Linked DNA regions of Homo sapiens: regions 2 and 3 are each linked to region 1. A link is a loop called in an ENCODE intact Hi-C map of the cell type or tissue named here. Cell type or tissue: heart left ventricle. All regions are shown on one strand.

The links. Hi-C counts contacts between places; a loop is a spot of excess contacts. Peaks named below come from ENCODE experiments on the same cell type or tissue, not always from the same donor. Only the 100,000 strongest peaks of a DNase experiment are listed, where the experiment ranks them.
Region 2: it touches region 1 in a loop (7-fold over the local background); 56 of 110 quality-filtered maps call a loop at or near these places.
Region 3: a loop joins it to region 1, with 4 times the contacts of the local background. A loop is called at or near these places in 28 of 110 quality-filtered maps.

The regions. Positions count from the first base shown.
Region 1 is chr2:44,083,737-44,091,736 of GRCh38, forward strand. No RefSeq gene overlaps it. Among named protein-coding and RNA genes, the nearest start is that of PPM1B-DT, 81 kb to the right of the region's middle. In heart left ventricle, a CTCF peak has its summit at 3,630 (motif pointing right); a DNase peak (open chromatin) is centred at 3,615; H3K4me3 peaks cover 1,088 bases; H3K27ac peaks cover 805 bases.
Region 2 is chr2:44,240,639-44,248,638 of GRCh38, forward strand. It overlaps a transcript of PPM1B not described here. Among named protein-coding and RNA genes, the nearest start is that of SLC3A1, 31 kb to the right of the region's middle. In heart left ventricle, a CTCF peak has its summit at 3,594 (motif pointing right); a DNase peak (open chromatin) is centred at 3,643; H3K4me3 peaks cover 673 bases.
Region 3 is chr2:44,339,144-44,347,143 of GRCh38, forward strand. It overlaps PREPL (prolyl endopeptidase like), which reads right to left. Exons shown (of 14, transcript NM_001171613.2): 2 at 7,125-7,247; 3 at 5,377-5,443; 4 at 4,602-4,808; 5 at 3,274-3,409; 6 at 4-220. The coding sequence starts at 7,199. Among named protein-coding and RNA genes, the nearest start is that of PREPL, 18 kb to the right of the region's middle. In heart left ventricle, a CTCF peak has its summit at 3,926; no DNase peak of the experiment used is centred here.

The sequences.
Region 1 (8,000 bases):
ACACTGAGGCCAGGAATTTGAGACTGCAATGTGCTGTGATCACCCATATGAATAGCCAGTATACTTTAACCTGGGCAACATAGAGAGACTCTTTAAAAAAAAGTTAGGGCCGGGCGCGGTGGCTCACTCTTGTAATTCTAGCATTTTGGGAGGCCGAGGCGGGCAGATCACTTGAGGTCAGGAGTTCGAGACTAGCCTGGCTAACATACAGGCTGGTCTCTACTAAAAATACACGTGCCTGTAATCCCAGCTACTTGGGAGGCTGAGGCAGGAGAATCACTTGAACCAAAGAGGCAGAGATTGCAGTGAGCCATGATCGCACTGAGCCAAGATCGCGCCACTGCACTACAGCCTGGGCGACAGAGCTATACTCTGTCTCAAGAGTGGAAAAAAAAATAGGAAAAAATATAATAAAAGAATAGTTAACCAAGTGTGGAAGGAGTAAGAGGTGGCTTCCAGGAAGAAATGATTCTTAACCTAAGACCTCAAGGATGGTGTGTAGGAACTAGTCAGAAAAGGATAGCGGCAGCTATAGCCAGTAGAGGTGCTAGCATGTGCAATGTGCAGAAATTGGCAGCCAGAGAAACAGTTTCAGACTGCATATCTGATTATATCAACCCACACCCTCATAGTGCACACTTTTTGCTGCCTCTCCAAAAGACCGTTTCCCTCTCCCTCCCTCCTTGCTGGCAGAAAACTCCTTCTATGAGACAGGCTCCCTAGTTCCTTCTACTAGGCCTTGGGCACATAACCTAATTGTGGCCAGTGAGGCTGACATAAATTCTCTGCTTGGCCAAACTCTAGTCAGCCTTCTGAACTTTCTCCTAGGCCCATCTGTATACTTCCTTGTAAAATCCAGTTTTAGCAAAAACCCCGCTAAGTCAATTTGGCAAGAATATCCCACTCTCAATGTCTGATCGCCTTTAATATCTGACTGAGTTCCTCATTCTCCATCATCTTCCAGATGATAACTGATAACCATGGGCTGCCTTCAACAAGAATCCTGTCAGGTCAGTTTAGCCAGAATTTCCCCTAACCCACTCGGATGCCTTTCTCTCTCCCTCCCTCCCTCCCTCCCTCCCTTCCTTCCTTCCTCTCTCTCTTTTCTTTCTTTCCTTCTTTCTCTCTCTCCTTTCTTTCTTTCCTTATTTCTCTCTCTCTTTCTTTTCTTTTCCTTTTTTTTGGTCTTTCTTTCCTCCCTTCTTCCTTCCTTTCTTCCTTTCCTTCCTTTCTTCCTCCCTTCCTTCCCTTCCTTTCTATTCTCAGGGTCTCACTCTGTTGCCCAGTCAGGAGTGCAGTGACGCGATTGTAGTTTACTGTAACCTTGAACTTCTGGGCTCAAGCGATCATCCCACCTCAGCCACCTGAGCAGCTGGGACTACAGGCGTGCACCACCATGCCCAGCTAATTTTTTTAGTTTATGTAGAGATGAAGTCTTGCTACCTTGCCCAGGCCAGTCTTGAACTCCTGGCGTCAAGCCTCCCACCTCAGGCTCTCAAAGTGCTGGGATTACAGGTGATAGCCACTGTGTCCAGCTTATGTTTTCTCTTAGTAATTTTCCATCCACTGCCCCCCCAACCACAACCCTGCTTCTTAGCTTAAATTCCCAGTGGCCCTTGCTGTCAGAGTTGAGCTCAATCTCACTTGCACTGGAAAATCCCATTTCAGTAGTCCCTACACCTATGACAATGGTCCTGAATAAAGTCTTCCTTACTGTGCTTTAACCAGTATCATTAAATAATTTTTTTTTGTTAACAGGGCCTGAGGGCAAGTCTGTTTGGGGGTTTCTGGGAAAGGTTTTCCTCCTTTGTAAAAAGTTGCGAGGAAAAAAAATTTAACTTTCTTTGGCTAGATGGAGTCATGTCTATACGATACCTGGGACTGAGGCAGCTACTTTGTGGCCATAAGGTAACAAACCTAAGGACAAGTCCAATAGGCTAAGGATAGTGAAGATAAAAGGATCCTTCATGACAATATTGACCACCCCAAACTACTCTGGAAGCACCTGTCTTTTGCTTTTTGTTATATGAGATAATAAATATCCTTATGTTTAAGTCACTTCTAGTTGGGTCTTCTGTTATATGTAGCTAAAAAACCTTCTCACCAATACAGCCCTTAAATAGTTGGCTGGGCGCAGTGGCTCACGCCTGTAATCCCAGCAATTTAGGAGGCCGAGGCAGGTAGATCACCTGAGGTCAGGAGTTCGAGACCAACCTGGACAATATAGTGAAACCCCATCTCTACTAAAAATACAAAAATTAGGCCAGGCGTGGTGGCTCACGCCTGCAATCCCAGCACTTTGGGAGGCCAAGGTGGACAGATCACTTGAGGTCAGGAGTTTGAGACCAGCCTGGCCAAGATGGCAAAACCCCGTCTCTACCAAACATACAAAAATTAGCCGGACATGCTGGCGGACGCCTGTAATCCCAGCTACTCCGGAGGCTGAGGCAGGAGAATCACTTGAACCCCAGTGGCAGAGGTTGCAGTGAGCAGAGATCCTGCCACTGCACTTCAGCCTGGGTGACAGAGTGAAACTCTGTCTCAAAAAAAAAAAAAAAAAAAAAACCTTTAAATTATGTATGTATGTATTTATTTATTTTAGTAGACACGGGGTCTCAATATGTGGCCCAGGCTAGTCTTCAACTCCTGGGCTCAAGCAATCCTTCCACCTTTGGCTTCCCAAACCCATTATTTTTAGAATGAAGAAGGAATTCTCTTGTGACTCCCAAGGCCCTACTTGACCCCTGGGAAGTGTGCTCTTCTGTTTTCCCCCGCGCTCTAGCACCACTCGCCTTCTTTCACCTCCCTCTCCCCTGCAAGAAAAAACCTTTCATACCCGCGGCTCTCTCTGCCAGGAGAACCCTTCCTCCTCCATTCCCCTACCTGGTTCTCAGCACTTTGAGGTGGTTTGTAACGCAGCAAAACTGATCCAAAAGTAAAATGAGTTTGTGTTTGTTTTCATCAAGTTAAAAACCAACTCATTTTCCTTTTGTGTATCATCTGCAGGGGAAAAGCAATAATGCGCAGTTGACCTTCCCCGACCCCGGGCCCAGCGCATTTCTGGGGCATCTCCCAGCATGCTGCTTGTGTCCTGCAGAAAGCTCCGCAGCCTCCTTCTCGCATTAGCCTGACGGGAAAGTAAATTAGGGCTATTCCACCCCTGCACTCCCTCCCCCGCCCCAGTCCCAGCGAAGCCCGAAGCAAAACCCCAAATCTTGTAGCCCTCTGCGATTAGCCTGGCCATGCCACTGCTTCTCCCTCCAGGACTGGAAATCTGGGAACTGCTTTCATTAAGGGTGCCCAGCCTTGAGGATTGTGTCCCCGCCCAGTTTTAGCTAGAAGTTATTCTGGCAAGAGTTCACGGTGTCTGACTCCTTTTATAAAAAGAAGGCTCCCAGGAATCAGAAGCCAGACGGGACAGCGCAGTAACGCCCAATGGCCCGGATTACGCAGCCCTCGTTTTCCTCTAGCTGAGGTCACGGAGGAGCTTCTTGCCCCTCTGTGGGTTTCTTCCCTTCCCCGCGCCTTTCCAGCGCCGGCCAGTTCTCCCCCAGTTCCCTTCCAGCCGTCCCAGGTCCGCTTCCCCTGGGCCCGGAGCCGCCGCGCCATTGAGGACACTCTCCTCGAGGTGGCAGTAGAGAGCCGTTCACTGCCCAGTCCGCTGACGTCACCTTGTTTACCCGGCTCCGGGTCATTTTTAGATCTAAGATCACAGGATGTTAATTGGGCCAATGATTTCCCATTCATTTGGGCAAAAGGCCCTCCTACTGGGCGTTCGGACAAGTACGATGTCCTTCTTGATACATATTGCTGCGGGGAGTATTTATTTGCAAACACTTGTAGTTTCATCTTCAGGAGATAAGGGTGCTACCAGTGGCTCCATGCTATGGGCTTTTTAGGGTCACTTGAGTTTTGGAGCCTGAATGAGGGTGGCATTAACTGGGGAGAGAAGAAAGGGTAGATATTACAGTGGTGTTTGGGGAGGCATCCTTAGAGCCAGCAGAGAGCCTCCAGAGGGAATCTGCCTTTTTACTTCACCTTCCCTTCCCCTTGTAAAGTAACCACTGCAGTCAGTCAGCAGGAAAGCCTTTGGACTTTGGAACTTGGAGGGAGAAGGAAAGCAGCTGATTTGGCCTAATTGTGTCCTGATTAGTCGTGGGAAGACACCTTGTAACTTAGGGGCCAAGAGGCCCCTGCTTTGGATGCTCTCACCCAGGAATTGGGTCTGAATGCCTCAGAGCCATAAATCACACGTTTCACACACTGGAACTTTTCATCCCAACAGTAGCAAGCACACACTATTTCTTACGGGTCACTCCTAGCTACCCAGCTGCGGATGAGGAAAGGTGAGGCACACAGCAGCTGAATGACCGAGCTCACTCTCTCATCTCCAGGCCCTGCCTAGTTTTAGCAAAAGTAAAAGCATCAAAAGCACCGGGACGCCTGCTCTTCCAGCGCCAGGTTTGGTGGGTGGGGAATGGAAGGAGCTGGGAGTTTGTCTCCGACTGTTCCAGAGGCAAAATAAGCAAATACAAGCAAAAAGGATCAGCTGTGAGATCCTTTACAAGACAGCAGAAGCGTCTTATGCTAAGGAGAAGAAAGAGAAAAGCTATAATGTTAAAAACAAATGAGCCTTAGAAGTTTTTAAAGTGCCTGCTCCTTCCTCTCTACCTCCCATTCCACCTTTTTACATGCTGCTGCAGCTGCCATATGAATACCAACTCCCAGAAAGGGCAAAAGCGCTCTTCCTAGTTTGCAGTCCACTGGAGTGATCAGGCTAGGCTGAAGAGATAGATGGTTTTCATGCAGGCAAGAAGAGAAGGAAAATTCGATTCAGTTCAATTCAACAACCATTTCTTGAGCTCCTATTCTGCGTCAACTACTCAGACAGGCAATTTAGCTTATGAAAACATGGAAAGATACCATTCCTGCCACTGTGGAACTTTGAGTCTTGATGAGTGTATAGACATGGGGAGCTTTTTGTTCCCTTGGTAAAGCACAGGATGAAAGAAGGATGGAGAGAGACATTACATTGCAATAGAAAGGGAGAATGCCAAGTGAATGGCTTTGAAAAGCATTTCTCCACTCTGCTGTGGCATCTGCTTAAAAGTAGTGTTGAGGACAGAACCTGGAAACAGTGGGAGAGCTGCTTGGCAGAGAACAGGAGTCCCACACTACAGGCACTCGGACCTCTAAGGAGGCTGAGAGAGGCTGAAAGAGAAGAGAGGAAGCCACTTGCTCAGAGATCAAACTGGACATTGAAGGGCAGGGATTTTGGCAAAAGTTAAGAAGCATCACAGAACCATGCAAGGAAAGTACAGGGGTGTGGAGCATCCCCTATAGCTGTCCCAGGTGTACGTTCAGGAAAAGCATTTAGACCCAGCCTGAGTTTCTTGCATCTGTGAATAGGAAGAAATATGTGACCAGGAAGAAATAAGTGCTCCCAGGTCCCCTCGTCACCAATAATATCATCTTTTCAAAGGCCTTTTGTTGAGAACCTGGTGATAATTCAGATCCATCCTAACCACAGGGAGGTAGAGAGGAAGGAGCAGGCACTTTAAAAACAAGGAGAAAGCAGACAATGAAAAGTTTTTATTTTTCATGGTTATATGAAATTTTGAAAATATTTCTGAAGCTCTTAAATTGTTAAATTTAAAACAAATACAGACAACAGCATAAAACAAATATACAGCTTCAAAATGCATAAAGCAAACATTCTAGTAACCTTGTAACCACCCATGAGAAGAGATAGGACCATGTCAACCACCCCAGCAAGAACTTTTTAAACCATAGTAACTGCTGTAGGCTCCAAGACTGGGCGGATTACTTCCAGGATGTTATGAAGCCTCCAAGGAAGGAAAGGGCCTTTCAACTATCAATCAGGCAATATGATCAAGTGCATATAATAGTGTCACATACAAAGTGTAGGACCCTATCCCCACACATTTACCTCAGAGAGGTAAGGAAGGAAGAGGACGAAAGAAGAGAGAAAGGACAGGAAGGAGACAAGGAAGACAAGAAAGGATTCAGTATTCATAGAGTGCCTGCTATATGCTAAGTGCTTCACCTACGTTCTCTGTCCCTTTTAATTTTTAATTTTTTTTTTTTTTTTTTAGTGGGGGACAGAGTCTTGCTCTGTATTCCAGGCTGGAGTGCAATGGCATGATCTTGGCTCACTGCAACCTCCACCTCCGGGGTTCAAGTGAGTCTCCTGCCTCAGCCTACCCAGTAGCTGGGAATACTGGCGCGGGCCACCATGCCTGGCTAATTTTTGTGTTTTCAGTAGAGATGGGATTTCACCACGTTGGCCAAGCTGGTCTCAAACTCCTGACCTCCAGTGATCCACCTGCCTCAGCTTCCCAAAGTGCTGGGATTATAGGCATGAGCCACTGCGCTCGGCCTGTATGTTATCTCTGAAGGAGATACATGAAACATTAATCCTTACTACAGTTCTGAGGTTAGTGTTGTTAGGCCTACTTTACAGATGAGGACACTGATGCACAGAGAGGTTAAGTAACTTGTGCAGAGTCACATGGCAAGAATGGGGCAGAGTCGCTCCAGAGCTCCAGTCTTCCTCCCCACTCTAAATAGTGTTATGTATTAACACTATTAGTTAGTGTTAGTTATGTTAGTTAGTGTTAGTTAGGTTAGTATGCTGGATGCTTCAGTTTGCCTTTCTAAATCGACTCGTGATTCTTTTCTACTCTGCCCTATGCCACTAACGGTATCAATGGGCTTGGTTACTCTTTGGCTTCTAGTTGGGTTTAGCCAGTGGGTATCCTAGGTAGGAGATCAGAGGGAAGAAAAGGTGTGGGAGCCCTGGGGGATCACCTCTGGGCTGGCTGTATCCTTTGACACATGGTCACAGCTCTTCTCAGGTGCTGCTAAACATGCAGGGCATACTCTACAGGTTCTGGTGACTGCACCACTCCTGACCCCTTGAGGCCTAGGGTGGCCAAGTTGCTGTTACTTATTACACTACCCCTGTGGTTTCCCTACATCCTGCCTGCACCTTTGTAAATAGCCCCTTTATTCAACTCTTCTCAAATTACTCAATTTGAGTGTGCCATCTGTTTCCTGCCCAGGTCTGGCCTGATATAAATAGAAAGTCAGGAAAGCAGCAGCCCAGAGGCCTCCCCGCTAAGTGGGCAGCATTCCTCAAGGGTACAGGACCAGTCACAGGTGAATCAAGACACCCTCTCATGTGAAGGGCTTCAGGACGCGCTCTGTCTCTCTCCCTCTCTCTCTCCCTCTCTCTCGCTCTGTGTGTGTGTGTGTGTGTGTGTGTGTGTGTGTGTGTGTGAACACATCTTTGGCTTCCATGTAAGCCTAGACATCCTCCCACTGTTTCAGGTTTCTCAGTGTTATGCCAAGGAGCTCTTGCAGTGTCTGTTCATTGATTCAGAGATTCGTTCATTGATCAGGCCTTCACAGTGTTTCAGGAAATGTGAAGAAAATTCCATCTTTGGGTGACCATTAGATGCATGAGACTAATAGGAATTGGAGAAGGAAGAGGTGGTAAGCCAAGGATAAACACTGCAGATGGTGCCGGAATGGTCTCTAATCTGTCTCAACTAGCAGCTCTGGGGGTTTATGGCAGTTGTCTCTGGGTTTTTATGGTCAACTGCCATCCTCGTTTTACAAGGGAAGAAAATGGAAGCTGGAGGGTATGGGATTTATTCATTTCCTTGGGCAAGGTCAACAAGGAGAGGCAGTGCTTGATAGGAACTGAAGAAACCCCCACACTTTCCTACCCGTGTCCTGCAGAGTCTCCAGAAAATAATATTCAGTCTATAACACCTTCCAAGCTTTTACCAGAATCAGTCCTCTCTTGAGCAAGCCAGGATCAGAATAGGGCCAGCGCTCAGTCCCAAGAGCTTAGTACCACCATTCTCTGTCTTTACTGGGCACCACGTGCGTGTGTGTTTGGGGAAAGTATCTGGGGAGGTGATGGGGAAGGGAGAGGCAAACACAGGAAACAGCTCTTTTTGAGCTTGTCT
Region 2 (8,000 bases), 160 kb after region 1:
TCACCCTGGTCCCAGATGATATGTGAATTCCTGGGCCTTTGAAAAGACAATTTTCCTGATTTAAGGCAGATGTTCCCAAGAAGGAATAACTCCTTAGCCTACTAGTACCCATTAGCATGAAACAGCGTTTTCTGGGGTGGCTCAGTAAAATGGAGGGAGCGCTAAGCTAAGAGAGTCCCGAGCTCCAGCAGCAGCCAGGTGCTGTTGGCTTCCTTACGCAGTGAGCTGTCTCTTAATACTTTGAAAACATGATGCTGAGAGAAAGCAAGTTATAAGGGGATGTCTTGTATGTAAATTTGTCTCCAAAATTAATTCCAAAACACTTCATATTTTAATTTCTTTGAAATTGGGAAGCATCTTTATTTTTATTTTTTTTTTTTTTGAGACGGAGTTTCACTCTTGTCGCCCAGGCTGCAGTGCAATGGCGCGATCTTGGCTCACTGCAACTTCCGCCTCCCGGGTTCAAGTGATTCTCCTGCCTCAGCGTCCCAAGTAGCTGGGATTACAGGAATGCGTCACCACGCCCGGCTGATTTTGTATTTTCAGTAGGGTGGGGGTTTCTCCATGTTGGCCAGGCTGGTCTCGAACTCCCGACCTCAGGTGATCCGCCCCCCTTGGCCTCCCAAAGTGCTGGGATTACAGGTGTGAGCCACCGTGCCCGGCCAGGAAGCATCTTAACAATTGTCTTTGACTAAGGCAGCCATCATGGCATAGTTGCACCAGCTTGGTCATATCTCAATTCACAATTGGGTTTTGTACTGTGTCGGGAATACATGTGTTAATATTTAAGTGCTGTTTAAAATGTCTTCAAGGCCAGGCTCGGTGGCTCACACCTGTAATCCCGGCACTATGGGAGGGCCACCTGGAGAGATCACTTGAGGTCAAGAGTTCGAGACCAGCCTGGCCAGCATGGTGAAACCCCATCTCTACTAAAAATACAAAAATTAGCCAGGCGTGGTGGTGTGCACCTGTAATCCCAGCTACCTGGGAGGCTGAGGCAGGAGAATCGCTTGAATCCAGGAGGCAGAGGCTTCAGTGAGCTGAGATCATGTCACTGCACTCCAGCTTGGATGACAGAGCAAGACCCTGTCTCAAAACATAAAATGTCTTCAAAATGATTATATTATGATTTGGCATATAACACAGAAATAATAGCATATGTAAGATTAAAAAAAGATCTGTCCTAAAAACCTGTTATAATAAGTATTAGAAAATAATCTTTTTTTTTTTTTTTTTTTGAGACGGAGTCTCGCACTCTCGTCCAGGCTGGAGAGCAGTGGCGCGATCTCAGCTCACTGCGAGCTCCGCCTCCCAGGTTCACGCCATTCTCCTGCCCCAGCCTTCCGAGTAGCTGGGAGTACAGGCACCTGCCACCACGCCCGGCTAATTTTTTGTATTTTTAGTAGAGACGGGGTTTCACAGTGTTAGCCAAGATGGTCTCGATCTCCTGACCTTGTGATCCACCCACCTCGGCCTCCCAAAGTGCTGGGATTACAGGCGTGAGCCACCACGCCTGGCCAGAAAATAATCTTAAATGTTAACAAAACATTATTTCGTAGTTTAATTGGCAGCATTTTTTCTTAACATATAAAAGAATGGTACGTAAAATAATGGAATCTTAGAGTTGATGAAATATGATAGGTACAATTTATGGATAGTAGTATGTACATATAAAACACACATGAAAATAATACACATTAACTTTAGAACAGTGGTTACTTTTTTAAAGATATTGGGAAAAGGAGCTTTTTATTTTCTCCTTAAAAAAGGTAAAGATGTCAAAATGTGAAATCTGGGCAATAGGTAAAATTGTTGTATTTTTCTCTAATTTTCCATATGTTTGAATTTTTCATAAAATCTTGAGTTAAATAAAATACAGAAACAAAATTCAGTGTCCTAAATTGCCTTTCAGGAAGAGGGTACACATTTACAATCTTAATAGTATACAAGAGTAGCTATGTTTTTCACTTTCTTACCAGTGTTGCACATTGCCAAGCTGCTGGGTAAAATATTGTAACCTACATTTTCTTGATTTAATTCCCAATTATTTGATTACTAGTGAGTGAAAATGTTTTTCTCATATTTGCTTATTCTTTTATTGTAAGCCTGCTCACACATGTTAATTGGCAGCATTTTTTCTTAACATTAAAGGATATTCTGTTTACATATTTATAATTTTTCTTGATTTGTGAGAGCTCTTTATACATGTAGGATTTTAACCATTATTCTGTTACCTATGTCATGGATTATTTTCCTGAGTTCGCCATTTGCCTTTCAATACTGTAATACTGTGTATGGTTTGTTGTTGTTGTTTTTAAGGAAAGATATTCACAGATTGGACTAAGACCAAAGGACATCTAGCCATACTGAAATGACCTAATTTTTGAAAAAAACACAATCTCAACCTCATAGGGATTTCCCCCCCAAAAAAATCACATCATGCAACTTCTGAGCTTTTTCTTACACAATAACTTTTTGTTTCGATGCCAGCTTTTCCTACAGGCAGAATAAGGGCTTTCTACTCACTATGATTGGAGCGGTACTAGAGAGAGGGCTAAGATGCTCAGAGCTGAAGAGTATAAGAGAGCTCTCCTTGGTCAAAAATATTCCCTTTTACCCTTCATATACACTTTTAAATCAAATAGGATTTATTTTGTTTTATTTTACTTTAAAAGAATTGAAAATTTACATACAGTAAACTACAAAGAGCTTTTGTGTTAAATTTGATATGTTTCAACAAGTGTCATACTTTTACATTCAAAATTTTCAGAATTTTCTTTAACAGTTTCATCAACCTTCAGTTGCATACAAAGACAATTTTTTATATCCTAAGTAAATATTTACATATATTTTAAGACATTGGCCTTTTGAATATTTGTACTTTAATACAACTGGAACTTATTTCTGAGGTAAAAATCTAATATAACATTTTCCTATAGATTTTTCCATTATCCCTTTATACCAGCTGTTACATAAGCCAATCTTTTCTCATTATTTGAAGTTGTCCTTTATGACATATTCATGTATATGCTTGTATTTTTATAAGCATTCTATTTTATCGTTTTGTGTTGTGTGTCAGTACCATGTCATCTTAATTATCATAGTTTTACTATACATTTTATTATCTGATAGGGAAAATGCCCCTTATTATTCTACATTTACAAAAATTGAATGTGTTTATTTTTCCAGATGAATTTTTCAATAACTTGGCCAAGATATCCCTGCCAAATAAAAATCTCATTAATGTGTTGATTGAATTGTTGTATGTGTAGATTAATGTAGGGGTCATTGGTATCTTTAGCCAAGGTGAGTTCCACCAGGAAGATGCTACATCTTTCTATTTATACAAGTGTTTTTAATGTCCCCAGTACAGTTTTGTAATTTTCTCCATATGATCTACACCGTTCTTAAATTAATTCCTTGTTATTTTATATTTCTTATTGCTGTGATGAGTGAACCCCCCTCCTCAGTATATTTTAAATGTATACCTTCTTAGACAACTAGTTTTATTTACTTACCAACCCCAATCCTGCAAGAAAAAAAAAAACCATATATATATATATATTTCAATTTCTATCATATCCACCAGATGGCAGTCTTGGGCACGTCCATCTGTAAACCTGCTGAGAGCTCTGGTGACAAGAAAGGCAGTGGCTGGCAGACCTTCCAAGCACTCAGAAGCACGCGGACAAAAAGGTTTTTTTGTAAACCCGAACGAAAAATAAACCCAGCATTATATAATTATAGTATTTGTACTGCTGTTAACCTTTAATCTTATAACCCATTAGTGGAGACAGAGAAGGACTGTCACTGTGCCCTTCAAAATCATATTTTTTCCTGTCCATGTGATAAACACCTGTGGCTTCTTGGCAGCACTTTTGGTTTGATTCCAGGGACTCTTATGGTTAAAGGCAGGCTTTAATCTGGCGTTGTTTTCCTTCTCCTAAAAGCACCATTTAAATCGGAAGTTACTGGATTTCTAAACGGTTAAGACCGTCTTCCGACTGGTTTTTATCATTCCCAGATCTCTTCTGAAAGGAGGTGGTGTGCATAGTTAATATGAAAGGAACTGGCTTGTTCTACGCGAATACAAATCTGAATAACTCTTATATATTAGACCTTTTTTTTTTTTTACTTTAGTGACTTCCAGTATCTATATTTAGAAGTGTATAATTACTTGAGATATATATATATATATATACACACACACACACATATATAGTGTGTGTGTGTGTATCTATGTGTATATATATACATATACACATGTATTTTTAGGGCTTTTGGCTTTTTTAGGGCGGGACACGTGAATCTGGCAGTTGAGACAGAATTTTTCCTATAGCGGTGTAACAGTGTACAATACTAAACTAATGAAATGTCTTTCACTATCAACAATTTACGTATCCATGCTGATTGCTTTAACACTAGAAAAAATATGCCAAAATAAACTACATTTTCTAGGCGCTTTCACACCAAAAACACACACACACAGCTGCTTGCCCATTTGAGAACAGCCAATAAAGCAAACTCTTTGAATGATTTGTGGTTTTGTGTCCCCAGAAGTTTTAACAGTAGTTCTGAAGATTTGTCATTTGTGTGTGCTTCAAAGATAGAGTAATACATTTTATAGCTGGGCAGATCTCTAACTATATAGTTATAAAATCTCAAAGCTGAGAAAACCCTGAATGCCAGATGATCTTTCAGCAGCCTCTAGTGTGAGTGTCAGGAATGAGTTCATTTCCATCTTTGATCAGCTCTGCCTGTCGTGTTGCATCTCTGCTTCTTCTCCTCAGTTGTCTTATTAACCCTCGGGGCTATGAAAATAAGTATTTAAAAGCTCCTGGAACCCACAAAAAACACTAAGCCTTGAGAGAGATGTAGTTGATCTGAGTCACATATGCTAACAACTTTTTATTTCCCTGATTATTCTTCCTGTTCTGTACAATGACTAGAGAGAATAAAACTACATCAGGTACAAAAACCACCTGCCTTCTTAATTAATGACCTTTGTTATAGATTAACTTCTCCTTTGTTGTCCTGCTTCACTTAGATCAGATGACAGAAAACCCATGACTACACCCTCTGTAAAAGGTGTTCAGTGTACCTTTCCCAAGAGAAACACTGCCTGTAACCAAATTGCTGTAACTATGTGCCAACCTTGTATGAAAAATGTTGCAATCCTGCCAAAAACTCCTGTCTCTGCCTATGGAAATGAAACCTTGAGCTTCCTTCCTTCAGCACGCTGACTCCATTCCTTTGGAGCTGGTGCTCCTGGGTGGGCTGTCCTCAAACTCTGCGCTTGAATTATCTGTTTAAATTAGATTCTGACCTTTTTGATTATTTTAGGTTGATAGGGCCAAAATTTAACCCCACCTATTAGGATGACTTCCAGCATATTCTCTTTTCTGTCCCCCATTATTTCATTGATTACCATTATATATCCTAACGCCAACTGTATTCACCATCCAGGACCCTTTTCTCCCAATGTGCTCTCATTTTCTTGATCATTCTTAAAGTATGCAACCCAGAACTGAACATTTATGGGTAGCAGAACTGTCTCCTCCTTTATTCTCATTAATACTTTTCTGTTCTTCTATTTAACACCGAAATATTGAACTAGATTTTCTGGCAACTGCATGATACTGTTTGAGTCCTTCGAGCTTATTTTTGGTTGGTGTTTTGGTTAACCTATTTTGCAGGACCTTTATTTGTTCCTATTAAGTTTTCTTGGGTAAAATTTATTAACCTTTTGAGTTGGTTGTGGATTTATCTAAGATATGTTAGCTATCTTCTTCTTTCCAGTAACTCCAAAATTTCATACATAAACCTCCCATACTGAATGAAACAGGTCCAAGTACTGAGGCCCTGTGGGAGGCCTCAGAAACTTCTCTTCAGTAGGATGCAAATTGACCAATCTTTTACTCAACACCCATTAGGTAAGAATTTCAGCAATGTACTGATCCACTTATCTGCTCATATTTCTCCAGTTTATCTACAAGGATATCATAGGATTTTACATTCTTTGCAGAAGTCACTTGCATATAACCCAGCTTAAGCGGAGGCTTCACTTTGACCTATTCCTCTAGGTCCTTGCAAATTTTTGGTGTTGGTTTTTGCTTGTGGTATTGCTTGCATCATTTATGCATTTTAAAAATCCTGAGCTTGTTACAATTCTTCCTGTGTAACTGCTGATTTCTTGGTTTTGTTTTTATTGTTGTTTTATTATTTTTAGGTACCTCTGCCTTTTTATTCTGTATGTATGTTATACTTCAATTAAAATATTTTTAAAAATATCCCTGATGCATTGAAAAAAATCAAAACTACAAGTTGCTCTGCAACCTGAAGGCCAACTGTAGCAGTGTAGGTTGGTTAAGGTAGAACAGTGCCTCATCCACAGACACCAGTCGCATCACAGACACGTGGACTTAGATGTTGCAACCACTCTCCAGCAAGTGGCAGGAAAGTGTTCTAATTCTAATGAAACTAGTATAGTTATATTGCAACAAATACCTGACAGGTGGAAGTAACATGACTTGCAAAAAAAGTGCTTTTTTTGGAAGTGGTTTTTCCAATTTACCAAATCTGCCACATGGGCCAGCAGCAGCCCTGGAGCCTTGAATTCCTCTGGGAGAGGAGACGAGGTAGCTCTGCACCCTACATTCTCCCCTACCTGATATATATCCTCTTTCTTAAATAAAAAAAATAAAAAAAAAAAAAGAACAATGGAAAAAGGCGACACTGTAGGACTGTGGCACAGGAATTAAGCAGCATCTGAGCAATCTTAAAGGACCAGTTTTGGTTTCCTAGGCTGGAGTTCAGCCTTTTTGGAAGGGCCTGTGACACACTCAGTATGTCCTTCTACAACTCTTATTCTCTTGACTTCCTCAGTCACCAGGCTGAAAAAATAGCAAATGAGAAAAAGTAGAAAGGAAGGGAATGCCCCAGATGTAGATAGCATTGTAAATTTCTGCAGATATATGTGTTATTTATAATGTGTATATAGATAGTGTATATTTTTGTGCACATTTCGGTATATATGCTATACTTCAATAAAATTTTAAAGAACCTTGAATAATGCAATAAACCTTCATATATATTTATTTATATGAGGTTTCTGTTGGTGGAAAACATGGAAACAGTTGAATAGATGTGGATATGCTTCGGAGAATATGGATTAAAATATAAATTACATGTATGAAAAAGTCACTTTCAGGGAAGGAGGGCACACCTTCCAAGAGACAGGCAACAGTTTAGTCAGGGTAAGCTAACTTGCTATAACAGAACCAAATCTGTAATGTTCAAACATAACAGAAGTTTATTTCTTGTTCATCTATAGACCAGGCTAGGTGTTCCAGGTCAGAGGCTTCTTCTCTTCCATGTGGTGACTCAGGTTTGAGGCATTTTGCATCTGGTGGCTACTATCACCCAGGGCCTTATTGTTATATATATCCCACCAGCACAAGGGGAAAGAGAGCAAGGGAAGGGTACCCCTGCTTCTTCAAAGCCTCAACCTGAAGGTGGTGCACTTTGTTGCTATTCGCACTTCGTTGATGAGAACATGGCCACACTTAGCTGTAGGTGCAAGGTGTGGGGCTGAGAAACTATTCCTGGTTAGTAGCTGCATCGCAGCTACAACTCAGTTACTATGGAAGACAGGAAGCACAGTGTGAGAGCAACTCCTGTGTCTGCCACAGGCAGCCATTCTCCAGAGCAGGTAAACAGGGTCCACCACTTCGGAGAGATGAGGCATACATATTAAGGCACTGTGGACAGAGAAAACGAATGATTCAAACACAAACTTCAAAAATGAGATACTCCACGCACCCACCAGAATTACTAAGATTAAAAAGACTGATAATACCATATGTTGGCGAAGGTTTGTAACAACCAGAACTGTTGGCATTACTGGTGGAAGCATAATGACATAATCATGTTGGGAAAAGTTTTGGAGTTTCTTTTTTTCTTTTTTTTTAATTACACTTAAGTTCTAGGGTACATGTGCA
Region 3 (8,000 bases), 260 kb after region 1:
TACCTTAAATTCTGTAGGTTCTCCAACATTAGTGAGAATGTATAATTCATCATCTCTGTGTTCAACATAGTAAAGGACCCCATGTATTCGCTTCTGGATAAGTACTGGTGGGTCCCAAGGGCTCAGGCCATCTATCAACCACACTTCAGAAGTAGTCTTGTTCATAATATTTATGGTGAGGAAACGACTGTCTTTTGTAAGATAAAGGAAAACAAAGTAGCTAGAGAGAGAGAGAGAGACATGAGATCACAGTTTATTTCAGATGCATGCTACCTTGTTAAGGACAGTATCTCAGAGGTGGTCAGTATACATGTTGATTTATAATGCAGATAGGAAATTAAAATAATTCCTTAGTGAATATCACTTGTAACTTTAACAATTAGCTATTATTTTTCTCATTTTCTCCTAAAGGGCATTCAAAATAATTTACTTCTAACATTTTATCATAAATGTTTTTCAAAAATACAGAAAAGTTGAAAAAACCATCTTGATTCCATCATTGCTAACATTTTGCTACATTTACTTTATTACATATCTATGCACCTATTAATCCATCTTTATTTGGATGCATTTCAAGGTAAACTACAAACGTCATTTCTCAATCACATGAGTAGATAACATAGCTTTTTGCTGAGAAGAGGAAATAAACTTTCTATAGGAGACACAAATAGGGAATAAAAGGGACACGGAGTTATTTTTATTTTCTTCTTTCTCTGCATGCATTTTGGATTTTTTTTTCCTTTCTCCCAGTTTTTACAACAAAATAGAATAGGAAGAAAACCCCTCACAATCTTACTAACGTAACACATTTAAAACATTAACATAGCTATTTTACTTTTTAAATTTTTCCTTCTAAGTTATATTTATATTTCATGTGTGTCTTTAAATAGATGTAATTATAGATACAATTTTTGATTCTGTATTTCTTACTTCATATATCAATTTTCTCCCTACATGAGTTGAAAGTCTTTGTGATTATTATTTTTAAAGGCTACCTAATATTATAACAGGTTTAATGGCTACCTAATATATCATAATTCTTAAAAATTTAGATTTTAATGTTTCATTATAATAAACAATATAACAAGAAACATATTCATGAAGATATTTTCCCCTTCCATGATCTTCACAATTATTTTCCCAAGACAAATTTTTAGAAATGGAAATACTAATTTAATAAGTGTATTTTTATGACTTGATGAATATAATCAAATAATATCCTAGAAGCACTATACTAACATAATGAGTGGCTTTAAATGTTATATTTATATTTTTCCTTATTATAAAAGTAATTTATACTGAAACTACTGAAAAACGTAAAGAATCCCAATGCCCCCAAATAACAACTGCTTATAGTTTGGTAAAATTTCTTCTGTATTGGATCACATTACCATGTTTATTTGTCAATCGTTATTTCTTTTGTGAAATGTGTGTCTATTTTAAACTTTGAATGTAGCTTAAATTATTAGTATGTAAATAGCTCTTTAAAAATTAAGAATATTGGCTGGGCACAGTGGCTCACAACTGTAATCCCAGCACTCTGGGAGGCCAAAGCTGGCAGATCACCTGAGATCAGGAGTTCAAGACCACCCTGGCCAACATGGTGAAACCCCGTCTCCACAAAAAATACAAAAATTAGCCAGGCATGGTGGCAGGTGCCTGTAATCCCAGCTACTTGGGAGGCTGAGGTAGAAGAATCACTTGAACCTGGGACGCAGAGGTTGCAGTGAGCTGAGATTGCGCCACTGCACTCCAGTCTGGGTGACAGAGTGAGACTCTGTTTCAAAAAAAAAAAAAAAAAATTAAGAACATTAACTTGTCTTTTTGTTGAAAACACTTTCCTCCATTTTGTTACCTAGATTTTAACTATTTACAATAGTTTTTGTGGTTTTTGACTTGAGTTTAATATTTTACGTAATCGAGACTGCTACTACCCTTTGTAATTTCTTATATTGATTTTATGTTTCAAAAATATTCCAACCAAGCTGACTAAAAAGCTTATATTTTCATCTTATTAAAAAATTATTTTTCTCAATGGGTTCTTTAAATCTCTTAGGAATGTATGCTGACATATACAATGATGAAAATTATTTTTTCCCAAATAGTATTTCCCATTGCATTATAAAATAACACCGATTCATTTTTCATTAGTTTGTGATGCCTTTTATCATATAAATTTTCACATAGACTAGGATCTATGTTTTAGAGTTATTCTAAGCTCTATTATTTGTCTATCAATTTGTATTATTTTTACTGTTATTGCTTTATATGCTTTAATATATAATTGTAGGGCAAGTCCCCTACCCTACTTTGCTCTTTATTTTCAACACTTTCTTCGCTGTTTTTATATATTTTTGTTTGCTTAGTTTGGTGATGACAAATTAAAAATAAACTACTTGACCAAATAGTTGTTAGATATGTGGTTACAGGAAGTGAGAACACAAGTGGCTCTAGGGTAAAATGTGTCTAAGAGAATATACGAAATATAAAGAACTAGACATTAATCTTTTTTTCCAATTATTTCTATCGACAATTATTTTTAAATTTAAAATGTATTATAAAAATAATAATGCTTATTACAAAAAGAAAAAAAGAAAAGTAAAAAAAAAACCATTGTTAGTACTTTGGGTGTATTTCCTTTCAATCTTTTAAAAATGCATCTTTTTTCCTTGATACCCAATTGAAACCATAGCATATATTTAATTTTTTCACCTAGCACAATAATACATTTTTGAGTTAGTTTTAATTTATAATTTAGTAGCAACACATACTTTAAATTCTTCTATATATTACTAAGAATTTAATGGTTAAAAGGTACTCAACAATCATCAGGAACAAGGGGTTTTAGTTTGAAAGAGAGATACCTATCTAAGTATATACCATTTATTTAAGCAATAGATACTGACTAAATAGCACTATACAAACCTGGCACCCTGCTTATCAATTAAGATGCAAAGGTGAAACAGACTCAGTCTGTTCACAATCTAGCAGTTCTAGGTCATCTTTATGAATTTACATGAATGAACTATGTTGTAATTCACAAAATCAATTTCAGTTTTTAATAAAATATTAGTGATATATCTGTATTTACTCTGATTTTGAATATTACCAGACTCCAATTTTGAATACAAACAACTAATAAAAGAATGATCGTTTTAGCCTTATTATTCCTGGTTCCAACCAAAATAAACGTTTTAAGTCAACCAAAGTCAGTACTTTAAATAACTGGAGGAAGGTTCTGGAGAGAAAGATTTAATTATATTATTCTAGTACCTTGGGTCTTTTTCTGTGTAAAAGCGTTCATTACGTTTGTTATCACCAAAAGTGGCTCGATATACGTCATGACAGCGAAGGTTCCTCTGGAAGGTGTAGAATAAAACATCTTCATCTTCCTCGTCCTTTACCCATTCTGAAAGAAAATAATGAGATAATTATACATAATCACCTACACTCCATTAAAAAAAAAAAAAAAGCACAGCACATTCTAATTTTGAATGCCAGTGAGAACATGTGCAAGTTTATCCCTGGAAATCTAAATATTTGACTGTATCTAATCTGTGCTGTATATAAGCCAGAGAGCTTTCCTGAGAATAAACCACTACTACACCATTCCAAGGTTTCAAGTAGTTATCAGTCTCAGGGTACTCAGGTTTCTAAATAAGAGCTAAATGCTCAATATTTAGGAAAGACATTGGTAAAGTCACATTTGCTTTTAGGAGGTGAATTCCGTCTCAATCTACAACTTGAAACTGTAAGTCTGAAGGAATATTGCATCTTTCTCTCATGTGTAAACCTTCTCTGTCTGCTTTCAAGCCACAGGATATCTCCAACTACCAAACACAATTTAATGCTGATTCTTGATCCCACCAGAAGCTGTCAACAGAAGTTTGCACACAATTACACCATGACTGCCACCTGGCTGACAGTGATTGTAAGTCATCATTGTATAATATGCACCATGATTTTAAAGGTTATAAAATGTACAAAATATATGTCTTAGAATTCAATAGTTAGGGTATAATTTCAATTCACTGCAACAACATTTAGTTAAACAATGGAGAAAATGATGGCTGAAAATGAAAAGGGAGGACAAAATGTAACATATGTACCACTCAATGATAAATTTAAAGTTAGTTCTATTACTAAAAATGTCACAGCTTCCATTGATAAACAGGTTAGTTCAACACATACCAAGTTCTTTGGTAGTGACTTTATGCTGTAACAGCTCTATAAGATAACATGAAATTAAAAAAATACATTCAAGCTTAAAGTTGAATAAAATATTAAGATGCAACTTACGTGTAAAAATTTATTCTAGATAATAATTTGGCAAATAATTCTGATAAATCAAAACATATTGTATGACATGGACTCTAATTATAACACTTTTAAAAACATGAGTATTTTAAAATTACCCATCTAGATATATAATTAAATAAGGGAAGGTCTCCTGAATAAGAGGTACATAGGAAGATGTATAGTCCATAGGGATACATGAATCAGGCATTCACCTTCTCCCTCCCTCACATGCGACAAAAAAATGTTTCAAAAGTGTTACCGTTGCCTTTCAACACAGAGGACTATTTTGGTTGGTGGCTTACCAAAACTGGACACATTCGGGAAAGAAGCTTCCATTACGGGCTGATCGCTGAGCTTTATAATTACACAGGTAGATGCTTCAGAATCTTCAGTTCTTATCTTGGCAGCCACATATTTTTCATCTGGAGCAACTCTGATACAATCAATGAAGGGCTGGTCTAACTTAAGTTCCTCCAAATTGAATAAAACTTCATAATTATCATTGTCTGCTGTATAAAGAAAAATACGAAAGTGATAACTTCAAAGGATGTACTTTAAAAAATTAAAACTGTATTTTAATGTTTTAAATTAGAATTCCCATTCTGTAAGAGGCCATATCCTAGCTTCTTTCAACAATGATGGCAGCTTAACTTGCACATCAACTGACAATAAGTTATTTAATATTACCTTATACTATTCAATACTATTCTGTGCATCAACCTATGAGACATTATTTGATATTGTTATAGTCTAGTTTAGTATTTACAGACCATACAGAACCTAGAAAGTAAGTGAATATAAATGACAATCAACAATATATGCCAAGTGCCTAGCATAGTACCCAAGACACAGCAGATGCTCAAAAAATGCTGGATGCCGTCTCCATTCTCCCTGCCAAAGCTTCTGAGTCTAACTATATCTTACACAAACCCAGATATTAAAAACTAGTCATTAAAAAAAAATTCAGAAATAATCTTTAAAAAAATCTTTTCTCTATCTTTGAGAAATTAATAAATTTCCTATAAAAAATATGAAATCTGAAAATTAGAGCACGTAAAAAGAAAAATTGTGGTGTACCTTCTTCATCTTTGGAACGAACCAAGCAACAACCTTCTTGGTAATAAACAAAACCACCATGTTTAACCTGACAAAAGAAACATGCAGTTTACTTAATAATAATTTAATTAACCTTTTCATAGTCTGACTATTCAAGATGAAGATGAAATGAAGACTCTTATAAAAAACAGACCTGTTGAAGTATATGAATGAACACATATGAAATATAAAATTGACCATTTTTACAATGTAGTTGATAAGATATGGTTTTCGTATGTTCATAACCACTAGAGGGGTTTTTAATACATAAATACAAGAGGCAATAAAGAAAAGGTATAACAAAATCTGTCAGTTCTCACAACTGTACAAACCACTTCTGCTACATTTTAGAAACATCTGATACCTGTACAGTGGGAGTCAATTAACAGAAATCAAGTGGCATCTTTAAGACAATCCAAAATGATGCAGATGAGGAAACTGTGGCTCAGACTAGCCTGAAAACCCAGTCTATAACTTTCTGAGACTCCTTCCTTTAAAATATGCTGTCACCAACAACTATACACAGTCTTGACTTAACACAAACTATTTCACCTGCTGTAGGGTGACAAATACAATTTGAAATTGAGAGAATTAATATTACCCAAATATAAATAGTGTTCTTGTCTAATGCCTACATATTAAATGTAATTGATTGGTTGATATGATTTCAGTGGCTTACGTTTATTATCTGTTAGTTGGTGGCGTAATTTGAATCTGGAGATCCTTATTCTTAACCTACTATTTCCACTCTACTATGTATGTGATTTTCACCTATTGCGGTTCAATTTTCCAATCTTATTGAAAAATTCAATTCATTTTTTCTTTTTTTTTTGAGACAGAGTCTTGCTCTGTCACCCAGGCTGGAGTGCAGTGGTGCAATCTTGGCTCAGGGCAACCTCTGCATCCTGAGTTCAAGTGATTCTCCTGCCTCGGCCTCCTGAGTGGCTGGGACTACAGGCGCCTGCCACCATGCCTAATTTTTGTATTTTTAGTAGAGATGGGGTTTCACCATGTTGGCTAGGCTGGTCTTGAACTCTTGACCTCAGGTGATCTGCCCACCTTGACCTCCCAAAGTGCTGGGATTACAGGCGTGAGCCACTGCACGCACAGCCCTCAATTCATTTCGACTGACTATTTATGACTGTGATAACCATAAAATGGTTAAACAGATACTTGGCTTTCATGGTATTATACTACTTAAAGTGAATTCCTTTTATTAAAAAATTTAGACAAAACAATCAAGTAATTTTCAAATAATAACAAAGTATGAACTACTTTCATTTGAACTTCTCCTTAGAATGATTAAAAAATTTTTAAATCAGTGCTGGGCATGGTGGCTCACACCTATAATCTCAGCACTTTGGGAGGCTGAGGTGGGAGGGTTGCTTGAGCCCAGGAGTTCAAGATCAGCCAGGGCAACACAGTGAGACCCTGTCTCTTGAAATTTTTTTTTTTTAAATCGGAACTGATTGTTTGCAAAAACCAGAATTAATATATTACAGTTGAAAATTCATCTTACTTTCGATCTTTACATTTATTAAAAGATGTAAAGGATCACATTCTGTGATCACAATCTCTGAAATCTTTGCTTTTTAAGTTTTTCAGCATATTTTAAAGGCCAAAAGCAGTATAATCTTGATGTGGACTATGTCTCTAAATCACCAAGTATCTCATTTGCATCTTGATTGGTAATATCAAAAATTTTTTTTTAAAGACATGAGATATCTTACTTCCACATTGATGATTTCATATTCTTCTTGTGGCTGTGTTTCTAATTTTGTTCTCACTTTTTCAAATGCATCCATGTTTTCTGGAAGGGGTTTTTCGTTTTCTTGTTTAACAGGCTGAAGATCCTGGAAAAAGTTTTGTTATGATCAAAATATTTCAAACTAGGGAAAAAAAACTTTTGCTTTTTAAAGATAAGTAGGTCTATACCGTAGACTTAACGTTGTACAAAAAAGAAATAAGATTAAATAGTAGGTATTTCACAGATTGTAAATGTTCTTTCCTAGGCTCATCAATAAAATGATCTTTTTCGTTAAAAAAAGTAAACAAAGTAAGATAGACATTTGATGGTTATACTATTATTTTAGATGAATAAGTCCTTAAGAAGCAGGAATACTAAGAAGCTCAGAAGAATGTTCAGAAATACTATGGGGAAAATTTATACACAATTAAGGAGAAAATAAAATTCCATGAACTTTTACATATTTAATAGGAAAATCAGGTAGAGAAAAAAATCTTTCGCGTTTAGGAAGTACTGAAGTACTTCCTAAAAGAAGGGAAATATCAAAGAAGTGGAAGACATTATCACTACTAATAAATGTTCACTATTATTTTATTCACAGCCAGAGTGATAAGAAATATTTCCCTACTTCATTAACTATAATTTTTTACTTTTTAAATTTTTTAAATTTAAATGGGTCTGAGAACCAAGGGATATAATTTTCTTTTCTTGTGGGAATAACTAAGCCCCAAAACAGAACTGTTTATCACATCAAAAAGTAAACTGGCGAGGCGCAGTGGCTCATGCCTGTAACCCCAGCATTTTGGGAGGCCAAGGAGAATGGATCACTTGAGCCCAGGAGCTCAAGACCAGCCTGGGC